Linked DNA regions of Homo sapiens: region 2 is linked to region 1. Evidence: read pairs that join two places in POLR2A ChIA-PET (ENCODE). Cell type or tissue: K562. All regions are shown on one strand. Each heading gives the region's core, and the rest is flanking DNA. Links, peaks and the distances in the headings are about the cores only. Region 1 overlaps GOLGA1 (golgin A1). Region 2 has its middle 6.7 kb from the start of WDR38.

Evidence for each region. Peaks named below come from ENCODE experiments on the same cell type or tissue, not always from the same donor. Only the 100,000 strongest peaks of a DNase experiment are listed, where the experiment ranks them.
Region 2: POLR2A ChIA-PET joins it to region 1 with 6 read pairs; 8 of 35 experiments call an interaction of 5 or more read pairs at or near these places.

The regions. Positions count from the first base shown.
Region 1 is chr9:124,896,041-124,906,224 of GRCh38, forward strand. GOLGA1 (golgin A1) reads right to left here. Exons shown (of 23, transcript NM_002077.4): 13 at 4,412-4,507; 14 at 3,289-3,438; 15 at 2,509-2,604. Among named protein-coding and RNA genes, the nearest start is that of ARPC5L, 39 kb to the left of the region's middle. RefSeq lists enhancers at 4,184-4,697, 7,320-7,820. In K562, for the core only: no CTCF peak of the experiment used is centred there; a DNase peak (open chromatin) is centred at 3,991.
Region 2 is chr9:124,841,708-124,851,891 of GRCh38, forward strand. No RefSeq gene overlaps it. Among named protein-coding and RNA genes, the nearest start is that of WDR38, 6.7 kb to the right of the region's middle. In K562, for the core only: no CTCF peak of the experiment used is centred there; no DNase peak of the experiment used is centred there.

The DNA of each region.
Region 1 (10,184 bases), core at 1,935-6,934:
TGGAGAAACTCTGAGTTATACAAACCAAACCTAGGTGTCATCTACAATTCCTATTTTTTTCTCATTCCTAAGTCCTAAAAGCTCCATCTCAGGCAGGGCATGGTGGCTCACGCCTGTAATCCCAGCACTTTGGGAGGCCAACGCAGGTGGATCACTTGAGGTCAGGAGTTCGAGACCAGCCTGGCCAGTATGGTGAAACCCTGTCTCTACCAAAAATACAAAAATTAGCCAGGCATGGTGGCACGTGCCTGTAGTCCCAGCTACTTGGGAGGTGGGGCATGAGAACTGCTTGAACCCAGGAGGTTGAGGTAACAGTAGGCCAAGATCGTTCCACTACACACCAGCCTGGGCGACAAAGTGAGACTCCGTCTCACATACAAAAAACAAAAAGCAAACAAAACAGCTCTATCTCTAAAATAAATCCTGATCTGAATACTTCTTCCCAAGTCCACCACTAATGTGCTAGTCACTTCTGGCCTAGATTCCTAAAAAGTCTCCTAAACAGTCTTCTTGCTTCTGCTCATGCCTCCCTTACCAAACATTCTTCACAGGCAGCCAGAGAAATCCTTTTAAAACAAAACTTCTCACATCACTTATCTGCTTAAGACCTGCCATAGCTGGTTAGGAGCAGTGGCTCATTCCTGTAATCCCAGCACTTTGGGAGGCCAAGGCCAGTGGATCGCTTGAGCACAGGAGTTTAAAATCAGCCTAGTTAACATAGCAAGACCCTGTCTCTACAAAAGAAAAATTAATAAATTTTGCACACCTGTAGTCCTAGTTATTCATGAGGCTGAGGTGGGAGGATTGCTTGAGCCTGGGAAGTTGAGGCTGCAGTGAGCTGTGATCACACCACTGCACTCCAGCCTGGGCAACAGAGCAAGACCCTGTCTCAAAAAAAAAAAGACCTGCCAGGGCTTCCCATGATTCTTTTTAATGCCTGTGTCCCGCCTCACCACCAGCCATGCTCTCCCCTGGCCACTAGCTGCAGCCACACTGGCCTCTGTGCTATTCTTTGAACAGACTAGGTTTTTTCCTGCCTCAGAGCCTTTGTATTTGTTATTTCTTCAGTCTAGAATATTTCTCCTCAAATATTCACATTGTAGGCCCTTCTGCCAGCATCAAAGCCTTCCCTAACTCCATATGGAAAAGAGACCTCTCCTCTCCCACCTCCCCATTGGCTGTCCTTGCCCTGCTCTATTTTCTTCATAGCATTTATTGTTAATTTGTAACTTGGTTACCATCTCTAGTTACAAACTCCACAAGAAAGGAACTTTACCTATTTTTTCCACTGCTATTTATTTTATTTTATTTATTTACTTTTTGGGACGGAGTCTCACTCTGTCACCCAGGCTGGAGTGCAGTGGCATGATCTTGGCTCACTGCAGCCTCCACCTCCCGGGTTCAAGTAAATCTCCTGCCTCAGCCTCCCAGTTGGGATTATAGGCGCACACCACCACACCAGGCTAATTGTTGAATTTTTAGTAGAGATGGGGTTTTACCATGTTGGCCAGGCTGGTCTCGAACTTCTGACCTCAGGTGATCCACCCACCCTGGCCTCTCAAAGTGCTAGGATTAGAGGCGTGAGCCACCGCACTGGCTCATTGCTATTTAATACATCCTAGCACTTACAGTGATGCCTGGCACTTACAGGACTCAAATGTTTATTGAAGGAATGCATGAAAAAAAAATCTGACTCCAAAGTCCATGCTTCTCATGATGCAATGCTACTACATTAGTACCTATGTCACTCATCAGATCTGATTACTGGAAGCTTACTAGGTGCAGGCATTCATCTATGGACACTCTCAGAGAAGACTGCTGCCAAGGGATCAATAAGATCTTTGAGTCATGACCAAGCTGGGCAAGTACTACAATGTCCCATTATCCAAGGTGCTTTGAAAGGGGCCACGGGAGTCTGGGGGCATATAAGAAAGTGACAGAATCTTTCCTCCTTTTTATCCAGTTATGTTTAGGGAATGAAAGAGGCATCCTCTGATTAAAGCTCCAAGTTTGCAGAAGAGAAAGTTTAACAATCCAGCAGATTGTTTCTTCATTTCTGTACATGGTCCCTGATATAAACAAGCAAAACAAAGGTCCTTATCATCTTTTAAGGCCTTGCTTTAAGGTCTCCCTGGAAATATCAGCAAGAGCAGTGTTTTGACAGCATGACTTTCAAGCAGCTGTTGATTCCACAGAGGAAGGGCTGGCCTCTGTGGTAGGGTGAAGTCAGACCAGCATCACCTCTAACCAACTATGCAACTTGCACAAACGGTTTACCCTCGGAACCTCAATGACATTAACTGCCAAATGAATGTAATTCTTCCTACTGTCCTGGATCCCTGAGAGAACTTAATGAAGTGGCAATTTCTGGCCGATGCCTAACAGAACTATTGAACAAATGCTAATTCTCCTCCTCCTGTACTGTAAGTATGAGAAGTGGGGCACTGTAAATACACATGTAGAAAACATGAACACTTTTATGAAACTTTGATTCAATTAGATAAATACCTTCAGCTTCTTTAGTTCAAATTGGTGATTTTGTAAAGAACGTTCATATTCATTCCTGCATTCTTTAAGGGCTGCATTTTCTTGCTCCAGTTGTCTCTGCCAATTCAGAAGAACACATATAAAAGAAGTCTTCACTACCATATTTCCCTGGGCACAGGGAGCATGGACCAGGAAGAAGGCATAGGGAGGAACAATATACATTTTAAAAGCCAATGGGAAGAAGCAGAGGGGACTGGTCAGAAAGTAGGAAGTCTCTGTGGAAACTCCAAGGAAAAAGAAAACCCATCTGTTTTGTTTTATAAAAAGCAGCCTTTATACATCCAGTCTCATGAGCAGGTGTCTCTGGAAAGATAAGAACTGCTCTCGGCTGGGTGCGGTGGCTCATGCCTATAATTCCAGCACTTTGGGAGGCTGAGGTGGGCAGATCCCTTGAGCCTAGGCGTTCAAGACCAGCCTGGGCAACACAGTGAGACCTTGTCTCTCCAAAAAATTTAAAAATTAGCTGGCTGTGGTGGTGCACGCCTGTAGTCCCAGCTACTTGGGAGGCTGAGGTGGCAGGATCACTTGAGTCTGAGAGGTCGAGGCTGCAGTCAGTTGTAATCATGCCACTGTGCTCCAGCCTGGGTGACAGAGTGAGACCCTGTCTCAAACAAAAAAAAAGCTGCCTTCTAAAGTGGTTTCCTAGTGCAGAGGTGGTGACACACTGTCAAGCACGAGGCTGACTTCGCTGTGGGGGACCCTGGTGCTCCTGGGCCCACCCTCTCTTAGCTCTTCACTCACCATCCCTTGCTCTGCGGTGGTCTGGTCAGCTGCCCGCGTTCTCTCCAGGGCCACTATCTGGGCTTCTAGCGCCTGGGTGCGCTCCAAGAACTGCTGCTCCAGAGCAAGGGCCTGCTGCTGCACATGGCTGCTCTCCTGGTTGGCGGCAGCCTGCGGGGAGACCAAAGGACGGTCAGTCAGGGTGACAATGGTTTCCAGTGGGGGATCTTAGTCTGGCCCTAGGTGAGAAGATGAGTATCCAACAGAAACAACTCTCTCCTGACCCCATCCCCCCTGGCGTTGCTGAGGTCCCCCCTGCAGGCTCTGCCTGTTGCTCCTGGACCCTGGCCTGTCCAGAAGATGGAGTCTTGATGTCATCACTCCATCCTCAAGGTGTGTGGGGACAGCTCTGGGCACCAGCCAGCCCTTAGACACAGGCCTCCTTCACACTACTCAGTGTTGCCTCAGTGGCTGCGGCTTTCCCTGGGGAGAAATTATACTGGGGAGGCAGTATAATACAGCAATGAAGAACAGGGCTTTGACAGGAGAAAGATGTGGATTCTGCCATTTACTGGCTGCGAGCCTGTGGGCTACTGAGCCAATCTTTCTGAGCTTGCCTCGTCTACAGGATGAGGATGACAGTGCATAATTCTCAGGTCTCCTGCAAGGACTAAACGAAAACACGTGCATAGCACTGAGCACAGTGCCTGGGACATGGCGAATATGAAATACACGCTGGCTGGTTTGATTTCCCTATCTTCTAACTCCACACCACGCTTGGCCTGTCATCACAGGCCATCCTCCCCAGAGTCTGGACTTGTTCTCCCCGCCCCTGATTGCAAGTTGAGGCTTGACTCCTAGCGGAGCTGCCACCTCTGACAGCCCCAGGACCAGGCTGGACCAGAAGGTGGGATGTAAGGTGGAAAGGAGCTGCTGGTGCACCTCCCAGGTAACTCAGGCCCACCATTAGGTCCTGACTCCCTCCACCCCCTGCTGCTGGCCTGCTCACATCCAGCACAAGAACTGTATCTATGGGCAGGTCCAGGTACCGTTGCCGAAGTTCGGAATGAGTTTGGAGCATCTGCAAAGGCCTGGAGAGAAAGCATTAAGGGCCTGGAATGCAGCAGCTCCAATAAGCACTTACGAGCTCCTGTATCTGAGTTTCCTGGGCAGCCACAATGCCCTTGCTCTGTTGGAGCTGCTCCTCAGAGGCCTGCAAGGTCTGCTCCAGTTCTCTCACCTGAGAGGGAAGCAGAAGCATTCTTTCTGTTCACAAGAAGCTGAAGAGTGGTAACAAATGGCTTTAAAATGCAAAGCGATTTAAATAAAACAGGTACATTATAGAAAAATGTAACCTGAGAAAAAAGATACTGCATAAGTCTACCATTATAAAACACTAGCATTCTAACGTATTTTCTTAAACTCTCTTTTAATGACTTTTGTTTATAGCTTTATATAAAGTTTTAATAGGACAATGTAAAACTTTGTATCTTTTCCCTACTCTTAAATGTCCTTCTGTCTCCATGTAATCTTTAGACCTCAGATTATTATTTCCTCTAGAGTGTTTTGTAATTTACTGACCCATTTGCCTACTGTGCTGCCTACTTAGGCTTTCTGTTTTTCCCATCTAAAAGAATGCAGCAATTAACATCTTCACACAGTATTTTTTTTTTTTTTTTTTTGAGATGGAGTCTTGCTCTGTCGCCCAGGCTGGAGTGCAGTGGCATGATCTCCACTCACTGCAAGCTCCGCCTCCTGGGTTCACGTCATTCTCCTCCCTCAGCCTTCTGAGTAGCTGGGACTACAGGTGCCCGCTACCATGCCCAGCTAATTTTTTGTATTTTTAGTACAGACAGGGTTTCACTGTGCTAGCCAGGATGGTCTTGATCTCCTGACCTCGTGATCCACCTGCCTTAGCCTCCCAAAGTGCTGGGGCTACAGGCGTGAGCCACCATGCCCGGCCTATTTTTTTTTTTTTTTTTGAGATGGAGTGTCACTCTGTCATCAGGCTGGAGTGCAGTGGCGTGATCTCAGCTCACTGCAACCTCCGCCTGCTGGGTTCAAGCGATTCTCCTGCCTCAGCCTCCTGGGTAGCTAGGACTACAAGCGCACGCCACCACGCCCAGCTATTTTTTTTTTTTTTTTGAGATGGAGTCTCACTCTGTTGCCCAGGCTGGCGTGCAGTAGTGCAATCTTGGCTCACTGTAACCTCCACCTCCTGGGTTCAAGTGATTCTCCTACCTCAGCCTCCTGAGTAGCTAGGGACTACAGGCACATGCCACCACACCCAGCTAATGTTTTGTATTTTTAGTACAGACAGGGTTTCACCATGTTAGCCAGGATGGTCTCGATCTGCTGACCTCGTGATCCGCCCACCTCGGCCTCCCAAAGTGCTGCAATTACAGGCATGAGCCACCGCACCTGGTTGCTAATTTTTGTATTTTTAATAGAGACGGGGTTTCACCATGTTGGCCAGGACACACAGTATTTTTTTAACTGGTTTGAATCACTTCCTTAGGACAGATTCCTTGAAGTGGAATTACTGTTCACAATACAAATTCAGGATTTACTCATTCCACAAATACTGAGCAAGACTGACTCCATACCAGGAACTGCACCTGGGCACGAGGCCAGTGCCGTGAGTGGGACAGATGTAGACTGGCCCTCAGGGACTCACTGTCTAGTACTGAGTTGCACTTGGCTCTCCAAGATGGCAGTTTTACCAGATTCAAGCTACATCTATGAATTTCTCTTAGAAAGCCTTCTTATTTACTGAATAAGGTCTGGCCTTGGGGAGCTTTATTATTATTATTATTATTTTTGAGATGGAGTCTCGCTCTGTCGCCCAGGCTGGAGTGCAGTGGCATGATCTCGGCTCACTGCAAGCTCCACCTCCCGGGTTCACGCCATTCTCCTGCCTCAGCCTCCTGAGTAGCTGGGACTACAGGCAACTGCCACCATACCCAGCTAATTTTTTCTATTTTTTAGTAGAGACGGGGTTTCACTGTGTTAGCCAGGATGGTCTCGATCTCCTGACCTCATGATCCGCCTGCCTTGGCCTCCCAAAGTGCTGGGATTACAGGTGTGATTCACCGCGCCCAGCTGGGGAGCTTTATTATTAAACATAAGCACAAGGAAGGCTGTATGCAGCTTGGTGAAGGAGAGGTAGACACACAAGGAGAGGATTTTTTTTCTTTTTGAGACAGTCTTGCTCTGTCGCCCAGGCTTGAGTGCAGTGGCGCGATCTCGGCTCACTGAAAGCTCCGCCGCCTCCTGGGTTCACGCCATTTTCCTGCCTCAGCCTCCTGAGTAGCTGGGACTACAGGCGCCTGCCACCATGCCCAGCTAATTTTTTGTATTTTTAGTAGAGACAGGGTTTCACCGTGTTAGCCAGGATGGTCTCGATCTCCTGACCTTGTGATCCGCCCGCCTCAGCCTCCCAAAGTGCTGGGATTACAGGCATGAGCCACCGTGTCCAGCCAAGGAGAGGACGTTTTTAAGGCCTAGGCTCCTCACATACATTCACATCTTAGATTTAACCGAAACAATCCCATGAGAAAGGGGCTACTAGTCCACGGAGAAGAACAGGATTGTTACTAGCTCATGACTGCAAATTTTATTGGTGGTAGCGCCAAAACTAAGACGTTGTTTTACACTCCTGAGATCAGAAAATACCTAAGTCTCAATTTAGAAGCCAAGTTCAAGATAGATTCAGATCTTCAAGAGATTAAAGAAAAAGTTACCATATCACCCTGCAATTTTATTCCTAGGTATACACTGAAGAGAAATGAAAACACTAAGTCCACACAAAAACCTTGTACAGGAACGTTCATGGTAGCATTATTCACAACAGCCAAAAGATAGAAACAACGCAAATGTCCATCAAAAGCTGGGTGTGGGTTGGGTGCGGTGGCTTATGCCTGTAATCCCAGCATTTTGGAAGGCCAAGACGGGTGGATCACTTGAGGCCAGGAGTTCGAGACCAGCCTGGCCAACATGGCAAAACCCTATCTCTGCTAAAAATACAAGGCGTGGTGGTCTATATGTGTAGTCCCAGCTACTCAGAAGGCTTAGGCACAAAAACTGCTTAAACCTGCGGGGTGGGGGTTGCAGTGAGCCAAGATCGCACCACTGCACTCCAGCCTGGGCAACAGAGCGAGATTTTGTCTAAAAAAAAAAAAGCTATGCCTTTGCCTCCCTAAGTACTGGGCTTACAGAACGGGGGCTCGTGCCTGCAAGCCAAGCACTTAGGGAAACAAAGGTATAGCTTGAGCCCAGGAATTGGAGACCTGCCTGGGCAACATAGGGAGACCCTGTTCTCCACAAAAAGGGGAGAAAAAGACCAAAAAAAAAAAAAAAAAAAAAGACAAATGGAATTCAAGTGTTCATCAATGAATGAATGGAGAAACAAAATGTGGTCTATACATATAATGGAATATTATTCAGTCTTAAAAAGGAATAGGCCAGGCACAGTGGCTCATACCTGTAATCCCAGCACTTTGGGAGGCCGAGGTGGGCGGGTCACAAGGTCAGGAGATTGAGACCATCTTGGTCAACATGGTGAAACCCCATCTCTACTAAAATGCAAAAAATTAGCCAGGCGTGGTGGAGCGTGCCTGTAGGCGCGCGCCTGTAGTCCCAGCTACTCGGGAGGCTGAGGTAGGGGAATTGCTTGAACCTAGGAAGCGGAGGTTGCAGTGAGCCGAGATCGTGCCACTGCACTCCAGCCTGATGACGGAGCAAGACTCCATCTCAAAAAAATTCTAAAAAAAAAAAAAATTCTGTTAAAAAAAAAAAAGGAATGAAAGTCTGACATATGCTACAACATAGATGAACACTGAAGATGTATATACTAAGTCAAATAAGCCAGACACAAAAGGACAAACATTGTATGATTCCACCAACAGGAGGTATCTAGAGTGTCCAAACTCAAAGAGACAGAAAATAGAATGGTGGTTCCCAGACTGGGGTAGGAGGAATTGGGGAGTTACTGTTTAATAAGTATAGAGTTTCTGTTTGGGAAGATGAAAAAGTTTTGGAGATGGATGGTGGTGATGGTTGTACGACAATGTACACTGATCAAAAAGGATATTCAGAAACAGAATTGAAATTATAATAAAACAGTCTTTTCAGAAAAATATAGTTTAAAATGTATTTATCAGGAAATAAGAAAGATTTTAAAAATGAGATAAATATTCAATTCAAGAAATTAAACAAATTGGCCAGCACAGTTACTCACATCTGTAATCCCAGCACTTTGGGAAGCTGAGGTGGGCAGATCACTTGAGGTCAGGAGTTTGAGACCAGCCTGGCCAACATGGTGAAACCCCGTCTCCACTAAAAATACAAAAAGGCTGGGCGCAGTGGCTCACGCCTGTAATCCTACCACTTTGGGATGCTGAGGCAGGTGGATCACGAGGTCAGGAGTTCAAGACCAGCCTGGCCAACATGGTGAAACCTTGTCTCTACCAAAAATACAAAAATTAGCTGGGCATGGTCACATGCCTGTAATCCCAGCTACTTGGGAGGCTGAGGCAGGAGAACTGCTTGAACCAGGACACAGGAGGCAGAGAGAGCAGTGAGCCAAGATTGCACCACTGGACGCCAACCCAGGCTACAGAGCCAGACTCTGTCTCAAAAAAAAAAAATAAATAAAATAAAATAAATTAAAAAAATACAAAAAAAAAAATGAGCCGGGTGTGGTGGTACACACCCATAATTCCAGCTCTTTGGGAGGTTGAGGCAGGAGAATCGCTTGTGCCTGGGAGGCGGAGGTTGTGGTAGGCTGAGATCAGGACACTACACTACAGCTTGGGTGATACAGCGGGAGTCCATCTCAAAAAATAATAATAATAAAATAAAATAAAAATAAATAAATAAATAAATATATGGTGCTGTATTCCCAGTACTTTGGGAGGCTGAGATGGGTGGATCACTTGAGGTCAGGAGTTTGAGACCAGCCTGGCCAACATAGTGAAACCCCGTCTCTACTAAAAATATAAAAATTAGCCAGGCGTGGAGGCAGGCATCTTTTAACCCAGCTACTTGGGTGGGTGAGGCAGGAGAATTGTTTGAACCTGGGAAGCGGAGGTTGCAGTGAGCCGAGATCATGCCACTGCACTCCAGCCTGGATGAGAGTGAGACTCTGCCTCAAATAAATAAATAAATAAATACATACATACCAAAAACCTGCAAATGTTACACCAAATAATGAAACTTTAGGCATATTTCCTTTAAGACTGGGAACAAAACAAAGATTCCCACTAACCCTTTTATTGCTTCACTCAGTCTGGAGGTCTTTAATGCTATATGAACAGAAAATGGAATAAGAGGTGGGAAGATTGGAAGGAGTAAGATAAAGTTGTCATTTTTTCATAGATAATATGATTATCTACCTAAGAAAAACAACAAAAAAATCACACAGTAGTAGAGTAAGAAAGTTCAGCAGGGGTGTGATATCCAAGATCAACTTTAAAAAATGGCAGTTCTCTAGAATAACCAGAAATAACCAATTATAAATATGATTAAAAATAAAGTTCGGGTGTGGTGGCTCGTGCCTGTAATTCCAGCACTTTGGGAGGCCGAGGCTGAGGTCAGGAGTTCGAGACCAGCCTGGCCAACATGACAAAACCCCGTCTCTGCTAAAAATACAAAAATTAGTCGGGCGTGGTGGCACGTGCCTGTAATTCCAGCTACTCAGAAGGCTGACGCAGAAGAATTGCTTCAACCTGGGAGGCGGAGGTTGCAGGGAGCCGAGATGGCACTATTGCACTCTAGCCTGGGGGATAGAGTGAGACTGTGTCTCCAAAAAATAAATAAATAAATAAATAAATAAATAAATAAGGGCCTGGCGCAGTGGGTCATGCCTATAATCCTAGCACTTTGGGAGGCCAAGGCAGGCGGATCACCTAAGGTCA
Region 2 (10,184 bases), core at 2,416-7,415, 54 kb before region 1:
GAGGAGAGGAATTCCAGGAGCCCCATTTCAGGGTCCCAGGTGGGCCACCAGTCCAGAGGATCAAGGGATAAGGGAGAACGGTCATGAGCCAACACCCACTCCAAGTTCCACATCTCATGGCTCAGCTCCCAGATGATCTGCCTTCCTGGGCTGCTTTCCGGGGGGGGTCGGGTCCCCCTAGAGCCCCAGGAGGTCGGCGTAGGCCTCCAGGACGCAGGCCTTCTGCTACCATCACAGACACCACAGGCCTGCTACTCACCCGGGACAGGAAGCCACTTTCTGAGCACCAGCTATGTTCAAGGCCCCGGGCCAGGCACTCACTGGTTTGGTCTCATTTAACTGGGCAACACCTCCCTTCTCAGGGACCAAGCACCACTTCACTGAGGGAAAATGGGGTTCAGTGGAGAAGCTGTTAGAAGGACACACCCCCCCCCAAACTGTGCACAGTCTCCTTTAAAAGAGCGAAGTTGGTGGAAGAAGACAGGGAGCAGACACATGTGCCCTTTGTGTTTTATTCTGATTAGTTAATTACCCATTTGCTTTTGTTTCTTACCTTTCCTATGGTGGTGAGTGCCCTTTGTTTTTTATTTTTATTTTTACTTTTATTTTTATTTTGAGATGGAGTCTCATTCTGTTGCCCATGCTGGAGTGCAGTGGTGCGATCTCAGCTCACTGCAACCTCTGCCTTCCAGGTTCAAGCGATTCTTCTGCCGTAGCCTCCTGAGTAGCTGGGATGACAGGCATGCGCCACCACACTTAGCTAATTTTTGTATTTTTAGTAGAGACAGGGTTTCACCATATTGGCCAGGCTGGACTCGAACTCTTGGCCTCATGTAATCCACCTGCCTCAGCCTCCCAAAGTGCTGAGATTACAGGCGTGAGCCACCACGCCTGGTTTATGCTTTAATATTGTTGTGTCCAAGACTGTTTAAGAATTTTTTTTTTTTTTTTTGAGGCAGAGTCTCCCTCTGTGGCCCAGGCAGGAGTGCAGTGGCACAATTTAAGAATTTTAAAAATTGGGGGCAGGCCCAGGGGCTCATTCCTGTAATCCCAGCACTTTGGGAGGCCAAAATGGGCAGATCACAAGGTCAGGAGATCGAGACCATCCTGGCCAACATGGTGAAACCCTGTCTCTACTAAAAATACAAAAATTAGCTGGGCGTGGTGGCACGCGCCTGTAATCCCAGCTACACGAGAGGCTGAGGCAGGGGAATCGCTTGAAGCCGGGAGGCAGAGGTTGCAGTGAGCCAAGATCGCACCATGGCTCATGCCTGTAATCCCAACACTTTGGGAGGCCGAGGTGGGCAGATCATGAAGTCAGGAGATCGAGACAGTCCTGGCCAACATGGTGAAACCCCGTCTCTACTAAAAATACAAAAATTACCTGGGCGTGGTGGCACGTGCCTGTAGTCCCAGCTACTGGGCAGGCTGAGGCAGGAGAATCGCTTGAACCTGGGAGGCAGAGGTTGCAGTGATCCAAGATCGCACCATTGCACTCCAGCCTGCCAACAGAGCGAGACTCCGTCTCAAAAAAAAAAAAAAAAAATTGGCCGGGCACGGTGGCTCACGCCTGTAATTCCAGCACTTTGGAAGGCCGAGGCAGTTGGATCACCTGAGGTCAGGAGTTTGAGACCAGCCTGGCCAACATGGTGAAACCCCACCTCTATTAAAAATACAAAAATTACCTGGGCATGGTGGCGGACCCCTGTAATCCCAGCTCCTTGGGAGGCTGAGGCAGGAGAATCACTTGAACTCGGGAGGCAGAGGTGACATCCAGCCTGGGTGACAGAGCTTAAAAATTAAATAAATGAAACAGCATAAAAATCCTCTCTAGCTGGGTTGTGGCCCTGCCCCCACAAGCTGGACAGGCCTGTCACAGAGGCCCTGACTGGCTGGCTGCCCCCTACCCTGCCCTGCACCCTCGATCCACCCCAGACCTGGGCCTGACATCCACAGGGTGGCGTGTTCAAGACCTTCCACTGGTGCTCAGCTCAGAGCCTCAGAGAGTTCTCCTCTGTAAGACTCACCAGAATGTGGGAGAGGCCGGAGGAGACCCGTGGGTGTGAGTCCCTGAACTTGAGAACTGGGAATGCAGGCTGGGGCTGTGGGCCCACGCTGGGGACAGTGGGTGGTGGTCAAACCCCCTGGGCTTCTCAGGTTCCTTCTGACGTCTAGGTCACTTTGCTATCCAAACAGAATGACTGTCTTAGAAAAACACGTATTAAAAAATACGGTAAGATAAATAAGGCTGAGTTTCTAGATCTGGCAAATCGTATTCCAAGAGAGCCAGAGTGAAGGGTATGAATCTGACGCCACACAGAACAGCCCAGAGATGGCCCGGGGGCTGTTGCTCATGCCTGTAATCCCAGCACTTCGGGATGCCAAGGTCGGGCAGATCACCTGAGGTCAGGAGTTCGAGACCAGCCTGGCCAACATGGTGAAACCCCGTCTCTACTAAAAATATGAAAATTAGCCAGGCGTGGTGGTGTGTGCCTGTAATCCCAGCTACTCAGGAGGCTGAGGCAGGAGAATCGCTTCAACCTGGGAGGTGGAGGTTGCAATGAGCTGAGATCGTGCCATTACACTCCAACCTGGGTGACAAGAGCAAAACCCATCTCAAAAAAAAAAACAACAACAAAAAACAACAACAACAAAAAAAAAAACAGGCCTGAGGCCAGAAGCCAGTAGAGAAGAGAGCACCATCACCCCACCCTTCTAGAAGGGTGAGCCCAGGAGTCATGGACTCATGAGCCCAGACTCGCCAAGCAAAGTCGGGGGCAGATTGTTCAGGAAGTGATTTCAGAGTCCTCAGAAGATGGAGTGTGACTGGCAATGCAGACGAAGGTCACTGGAAAGTGAACCAAGCTGCTGTTGTCCCTCTCCATAACAGGTGACCGGGCCCAACCCACACACAGGCTGCCTGGATTTCTGCAAAACACAGGAGGTTTTCCTTTTTTATTTCTTTTTAAATTGTTTTGTTTCAGGGCTGGGCATAGTGGCTCACGCCTGTAATCCCAGCACTTTGAGAGGTGTAGGTGGGTGGATCACTTGAGGCCAGGAGTTCGAAACCGCCTGGCTAATATGGTGAAACCCCGTCTCTACTAAAAATACAAAAATTAGCCGGGCGTGGTGGCGCATGCCTGTAATCCCAGCTACTCGGAAGGCTGAGGCAGGAGAATCGCTTGAACCTGGGAGGTGGAGGTTGCAGTGAGCCGAGATCTTGCCATTGCACTTCAGCCTGGGCAACAGAACAAGACTCTGTCTAAAATAAATAAAAAATACATACATAAAATAAAATCTTTTGTTTCCTTTTTTTTTTTTTGAGTCAATGTTCTGCTGAATGGCTTTTTTGGTTTTTTGTTTATGCCTTTATTTAATTTTGGCATCCAAAACAGAACAGAATAGTATGACGTAACCCATTAAAAGAATAGTGGCCGTTATAGATAACATCCTTCAATACTGAACCTAAGTGTGAGGTTTTTTTTTTTTTTTTCTGAGATGGAGTCTCACTCTGTCGCCCAGGCTTAAGTGCAGTGGCCCGATCTTGGCTCACCATGACCTCCGCCTCCCAGGTTAAGGGATTCTCCTGCCTCAGCCTCCTGAGTAGCTGGGACTACAGGCGTGCACCACCACGCCTGGCTAATTTTTGTATTTTTAGTAGAGGCGGGGTTTCACCATGTTGGCCAGGCTGGTCTCGAACTCCTTACCTCAGATGATCCAACTGCCTCGGCCTCCCAGAGTTCCGGGATTACAGGCGTGAGCCACCGCGCCCGGCCGTGAACCCAAGGGTGAGTTTTTTGTTTTTGTTTTTATCTTGCTGTTTGTTTGCTTGTTTGGCAGCCACGTAGCTTGTCTTTCTACACCTGCATGGATCAGTTATTGAATTAAACTGCCCCCTGGGAAGAGGTAGATTTGAGTGAAGCGGTTTCTGCTAGTTTAGGGCAACACCTGAGAAAGGCCTCGGCTGTGAACCATCAGCGGAGACACTTCCGGTTGCTGGAGCATGAAAGTTTAATCCCTGAAGAGGCCACGGAGCAGCACAGGAGTCACTGCACCCGCCTTGCCTCGCTTCAGTCCTTCGTTTCACATAATCAGTGTGCTCCATTAGGGATTAGCTCTTCCAGGGCTGTGGTTGGTCACTTTTCACGCACCTTAGTAGCGTGCTCTATTTTGTCTCAGGTTCATTTTCCACGTTCATTTGCTCTTTAGATGACAAAATGTCTACATCAGTTGAATCAGGATCTAGAAGTCCCTGATTTCAGATGCAGCTTCCACACTGATCAACTAGCTTTGTGATTCTCATTTAGTCACAGTCTCCTGTTTTCTTTTCTCTTTTTTTTTTTTTTTTTTGAGATAGAGTCTTGCTCTGTGGCCCAGGCTGGAGTGCAAATAGCACGATCTCGGCTCACTGCAACCTCTGCTTCCCAGGTTCAAGCGATTCTCTTGCCTCAGCCTCTTGAGTAGCTGGGGATGCAGGCACATGCCACCACGCCTGGCTAATTTTTTTTTTTTTTGAGACAGAGTCTCTCTCTGTCGCCCAGACTAGAGTGCAGTGGCGCGATCTCAGCTCACTGCAACCTCTGCCCCCCGGGTTTAAGCAATTCTCTGCCTCAGCCTCCTGAGTAGCTGGAATTACAGGCGTATGCCACCACACCCAGCTCATTTTTTGTATTTTTAGTAGAGATGGAGTTTCACCATCTTGGCCAGGCTGGTCTTGAACTCCTGACCTCATGATCCACCTGCCTCGGCCTCCCAAAGTGCTGGGATTACAGGCGTGAGCCACCATGCCTGGCCAATTTTTGTATTTTTAATAGAGATGGGGTTTCACCATGTTGGCCAGGATGGTCTCGGTCTCCTGACCTCATGATCCACCCACCTAGGCCTCCCGAAGTGCCGGGATTACAGGCATGAGCCACCGCGCCCAGCCCTCCTGTTTTCTTTAGAGTTCCACGTGACTGGGGAGGCCTCACAATCATGACAGAGGGCAAAAGACATGTCTCACATGGCGGCAGACAAGAGAAGAGAATGAGACAGTTTTTTTGATACATAAGTTGTTCATATTTATGAAGTACATGTGATATTTTGAGACATATATACAATGAGTAATGATCAGATTACGATAATTAGGAAATTCATCACCTCAAACATTGATCAGTTATTTGTGTTGGGAACATTCCAGATCTTCTCTTCTAGCTATTTTGTAACGTACAATAACTTGTTAACTATAGTTGCCCTTGGCCAGGTGTGGTGGCTCATGCCTGTAATCTCAGCAATTTGGGAGGCTGAGATGGGAGGATTTCTGGCAACATCGTGAGACTCCAGCTCTACAACTTTAAGCTCTACAGCTCTACAGCTAATTTTTTTTTTTAATTAGCTGGGTGTGGTGGCATGTGTCTGTAGCCCCAGCTACTCAAGAAGTCTGGGCGGGAGGATCACTTGAACCCGGGAGGTCAAGGCTTTAGTGAGCAGTGATTGCGCCACTTCACTCCAGCCTGGGCAACAAAGCGAGATCCTGTCACAAAACAAAACAAAAAAGCATAGTTACCTTACTGTGCTATCTGACACTAGAACTTACTCCTTCTATCTATTTTTTTTTTTTTTTGAGACCGGGTCTCACTCTGTCACCCAGGCTGGGGTGCAGTAGCATGATCTTGGCTCACTGCAACCTCCACCTCCTGGGTTCAAGTGATTCTCGTGCCTGAGCCTCCCTGCTAGCTGGGATTACAGGTGCCTGCCACCACGCCTGGCTAATTTTTGTAGTTTTAGTAGAGATGGGGTTTCAGCATGTTGGCCAGGCTGGTCTCAAACTCCTGACCTCAGGTGATCCATCCACTTTGGCCTCCCAAAGTGCTGGGATTACAGGTGTGAGCCACCACACCCGGCCTATCTAAGTGTATTTTTGTACCCATTATCCAACCTCTCTTCATCCTCCCCTCTCCCCTACTTCCCCACATCCTCACCAGCATCTTTTATTTTCTTTTGTGGGGTTTTTTGTTTGTTTTTTGTTTGTTTGTTTGTTTGAGACCGGGTCTCACTCTGGTCACCCAAGCTGGAGTGCAGTGGCATGATCACAGCTCACTGCAGCCTGGCCCTCCTGGGCTCAGGTGATCCTCGCACTCAGGCTCCCGAGTAGCTGGGATCACATGTGCACACCATCACATCCGGCCAATTTTTTGTATTTTTAGTAGAGACTGGTTTTCACCATGCTGCCCAGGCTGGTCTTGAACTCTTGGGCTCAAGCAATCCACCTGCCTCAGCCTCCTAAAGTGCTGGGATAGCAGGGGTGAGCCACCTTGCCTGGCCCTATTTTCTGTCTTTTTGATAAAAACCATTTTAACTGGGGTGAGATGATATCTCATTGTGGTTTTGATTTGCATTTTCCCAGTGATTAGTGACATTAAGCGTTTTTTTTGTTTGTTTTTCGTTTTTGGGTTTTTTTTTTTTTCTGAGACGGAGTCTCGCTTTCTCGCCAGGCTGGAGTGCAGTGGTGTGATCTCAGCTCACTGCAACCTCTGACTTCTGGGTTCAAGCGATTCTCCTGCCTCAGCTTCCCAAGTAGCTGGGACTATAGATGCATGCCACTATGCCTGGCTATATATTTTTTTGCATTTTTTAGTATAAATTTTTGCAGTTTTAGTAGAAATGGAGTTTCACCATGTTGGCCAGGCTGGTCTCGAACTCCTGACCTCAAGTGATCTGCCTGCCTCAGCCTCCCAAAGTGCTGGGATTACAGCTGTGAGCCACCGTGCCTGGCCAGGGAGCCTTTCTTGGTATCTTTGGGGCTACAGTAAAAAATGGTGGACTCATGAGATGATAACGCTTTCATGATAGCCCAGCTAACCATGCACAGGTGCCGTTCCAAGCACTTTACATACATTAATCCTCAAAGCCAACCTCATGCAGCAGGTACTAATTATTATCCTGATTTTAGAGGTGAGGAAAAGGAGGCACGGAAGCATTAAGTAACTGGCCCGAGGTCACAGGTGGTAGGTGACGGAGTCAGATCAGGGTGCAGCTGCCTGGCTTCTGAGGCTACACAGGTGACAGCTGGTTTTAAGCTGAACTAGAGCTTCCTGATTGATTCACAGACCAGGGTGGAGGTGGGGGAAGAATCCCAGGTCTTAATCTGGACAGCCCTCCCCTCACCGAGAAGTGGGTACCTGACCCCAGCTGGGTCAATCACGAGCTCTCTGAGGATCCTGATTTGCTGGGCTGCTCCCGGGATGAGTGAGTAGCACTGCTTCCTGCCCTTCCCTGGTGTGACAGTGTTGCTGTCTTTCCAATCCGTCATCCCAGAGCTTCTTGGTCCCTTTTGGCCATCCATGGTTTCTGTTGTTTGCAACCAGAGAACCCTGCTTGAGGTAGAATCTACATTACCACCAGGGTGCGGTGGCTCACGCCTGTAATCCCAGCACTTTGGGAGGCTGAGGTGGGTGGATCACCTGATGTCTGGAGTTTGAGACCAGCCTGGCCAACATGGTGAAACCCCATCTCTACTAAAAGTACAAAAATTAGCCAGGTGTGGTGGTGGGTGCCTGTAATCCCAGCTACTTGGGAGGCTGAGGCAGGAGAATCTCTTGAACCCAGGGGGCGGAGGTTGCAGTGAGCCGAGATTGCACCATTGCACTCCAACTTGGGCAACAAGAGCAAAACTCTGTCTCAAAAAAAAAAAAAAAAAAGAATCTAAATTACTTTCCTCCCCACCCGGACCTTTCCTAAGGGACTGTACCCTCCCTGACCCCATGGTTAGCCCATGACTCTGATGGATGGAGGCAAAAAAGATAATCACTGGAGGTCTCTAGTGATAGACCAAAGGGCTCTGTTTTTTGTTTGTTTGTTTGCTTTTGAGATGGAATTTCGCTCTCATCATCCAGGCTGGAGTGCAGTGGCGCCATCTCAGCTCACTGCAACCTCTGCCTCCCAGGTTCAAGCAATTCTCCTGCCTCAGCCTCCCGAGTAGCTGGGATGACAGGCACATGCCACCATGCCCGGCTAAGTTTTGTATTTTTAGTACAGACAGGGTTTCACCATGTTGGCCAGGCTGGTCTCGAACTCCTGACCTCAGGTGATGTACCCGCCTCGGCCTCCCAAAGTTCTGGGATTACAGGCGTGAGCCACCACGCTCGGCCGTGGCTCTGTTCTTACCCCTGTCATGTTGATCATTTCCCCAATCTGGACCAGAACACAGGCCCGCTCATAAAATTTGCAGCTGCCACAGCAGCAGAATTAATGCTTTGTGCAATAGAAGTGGGACTTTTAAAATGCTTTCAAGACTAGACGGCTGGATGGGGGCCAAGAAGATGACCTTTAACCAGCATAATGTAAGGTCTTGCGTGCGTTTCCGAAGAACTCATTGTGTGAGTACCAGACAGGGGAGGGAGGGCTGGCTGGACAGCAGTTCATGGGAAAAAGCTCTCGTGCATTTGCAGTGAATAACATAGCTCTTGGAAACATAAATGCCTCTAGTAATGCAGACTGCATTACTAGAGATGGAGTGTCTAGGAAACTGGAGATGACAGTACCTTTCAGCTTGGTGGTTGTCAGTCCAAACAGTGAGCATGGTTCTAGTTCTGGTCCACACACTTTTTAAGAGGGATAATGACAGGCCAGGTGCGGTGGCTCACGCCTGTAATCCCAGCACTTTGGGAGGCCAAGGCAGGCGGATCACGTGTCCGGCTAAATTTTGTATTTTTAGTAGACAGGGTTTCACCATGTTGGCCAGGCTGGTCTCGAACTCCTGACCTCGTGATCTGCCTGCCTCGGCCTCCCAAAGTGCTGGGATTACAGGGGTGAGCCACTGCATCTGGCTGGGAACAGGTATGTTTTAAAACCTGGAGGGCAGGCACGGCGCGGTGGCTCATGCCTATAATCCCAGCACTTTGGGAGGCCGAGGTGGGTGGATCACGAGGTCAGGAGTTTGAGACCAGCCTGGCCAACATGGTGAAACCCCATCTCTACTAAAAATACAAAAATTAGCTGGGCATGGTGGCAGGTGCCTGTAATCCCAGCTACTCGGGAGGCTGAGGCAGGAGAATTGCCTAAACCCAGGAAGCAGAGGTTGCAGTGAGCCCAGATCGCGCCACTGCACTCCAGCCAGCCCGGGAGACAGAGACTCCATCTTAGAAAAAAAAAAAACCTAGAGGGCAGGAGGAGCAGCTCAGGTATTGGAGCTGGGAGCTGGAACCTCGAAGAAACCAGGGCAATTAGGCTCTCCAACTCCCTCTCCTACTTCCTCTCTTGCCACAAAACAACATTCTCTGCTTCTTGGGGCACCGGTCAGGAAATGCTGGCTCCCCACTAAACTGTTCCAGACTTGGGGTAGGACTGCAGGTAGGGTATAAGAAATGGGGCAGGGCAAGGAAGCCAGGAAGAGTAAGGACAGGCAGGCAGGGGCCAGACAGGCGGGGCCGATTCTTTAAGAACAATTCAACAGATACCTGGGGCCCCTGCCCAGCTTAGAGCTGGAATGTGGCTCCTCAAAACCCCAAGGGTCCTGCCTTTTCTAGTCCCTCCCTTCCTCTCCTGAGAGTTGACCACTCTGGAGATTTGGGGGTTTTGCTTGCTTTTCTTATCCAAATAAATAGAGGGTTCTTTTTTGCCTGCCTTGATTGTTTTCTTTCTTTCTTTCTTTTTTTTTGCTGAACAGATGTTTGTGAGGTTTGTTGTCGTTGTTGTTTTGTTTTTAGTAGAGATGGGGTTTCACCATCTTGCCCAAGCTGGTCTTGAACTCCTGGCCTCAAATGATCTGCCTGCTTTGGTCTCCCAAAGAGCTAGGATTGCTGGCATGAAACACCATGCCTGGCCCTGTGGGGTGTTTTAAGGTTGACATGCGTAGCTGAGGAGAGGCAAGGCTGGTCCAGGACCTCCAGTCCCCTTCAGGGAATGGAGTGACAGTGAGAAAAGCCAGCGCGGCATCCATCCTGGACATCTTGGTAGAGCCCTCTCCCTGGACAGCCTGGCCAAATACAGGAGAGAAGGCGGCAGGCTCCCTGAGGAGAAGGAAGAGATAGTCAGTGGTGGAAAACTGGCAGAAACTTCTCCACCACTTCATCCGCGGAGATGATCCTCCGGACCCTGGCATTCACGTTGGTGGTTCCACCTACAGATGCCTGAGCCAAGCCCACGGGTTTCGACCCCAGCTCCACCCCTTCGGCCAAGCAGTCACTGGGCCTGGTGGACAAGGT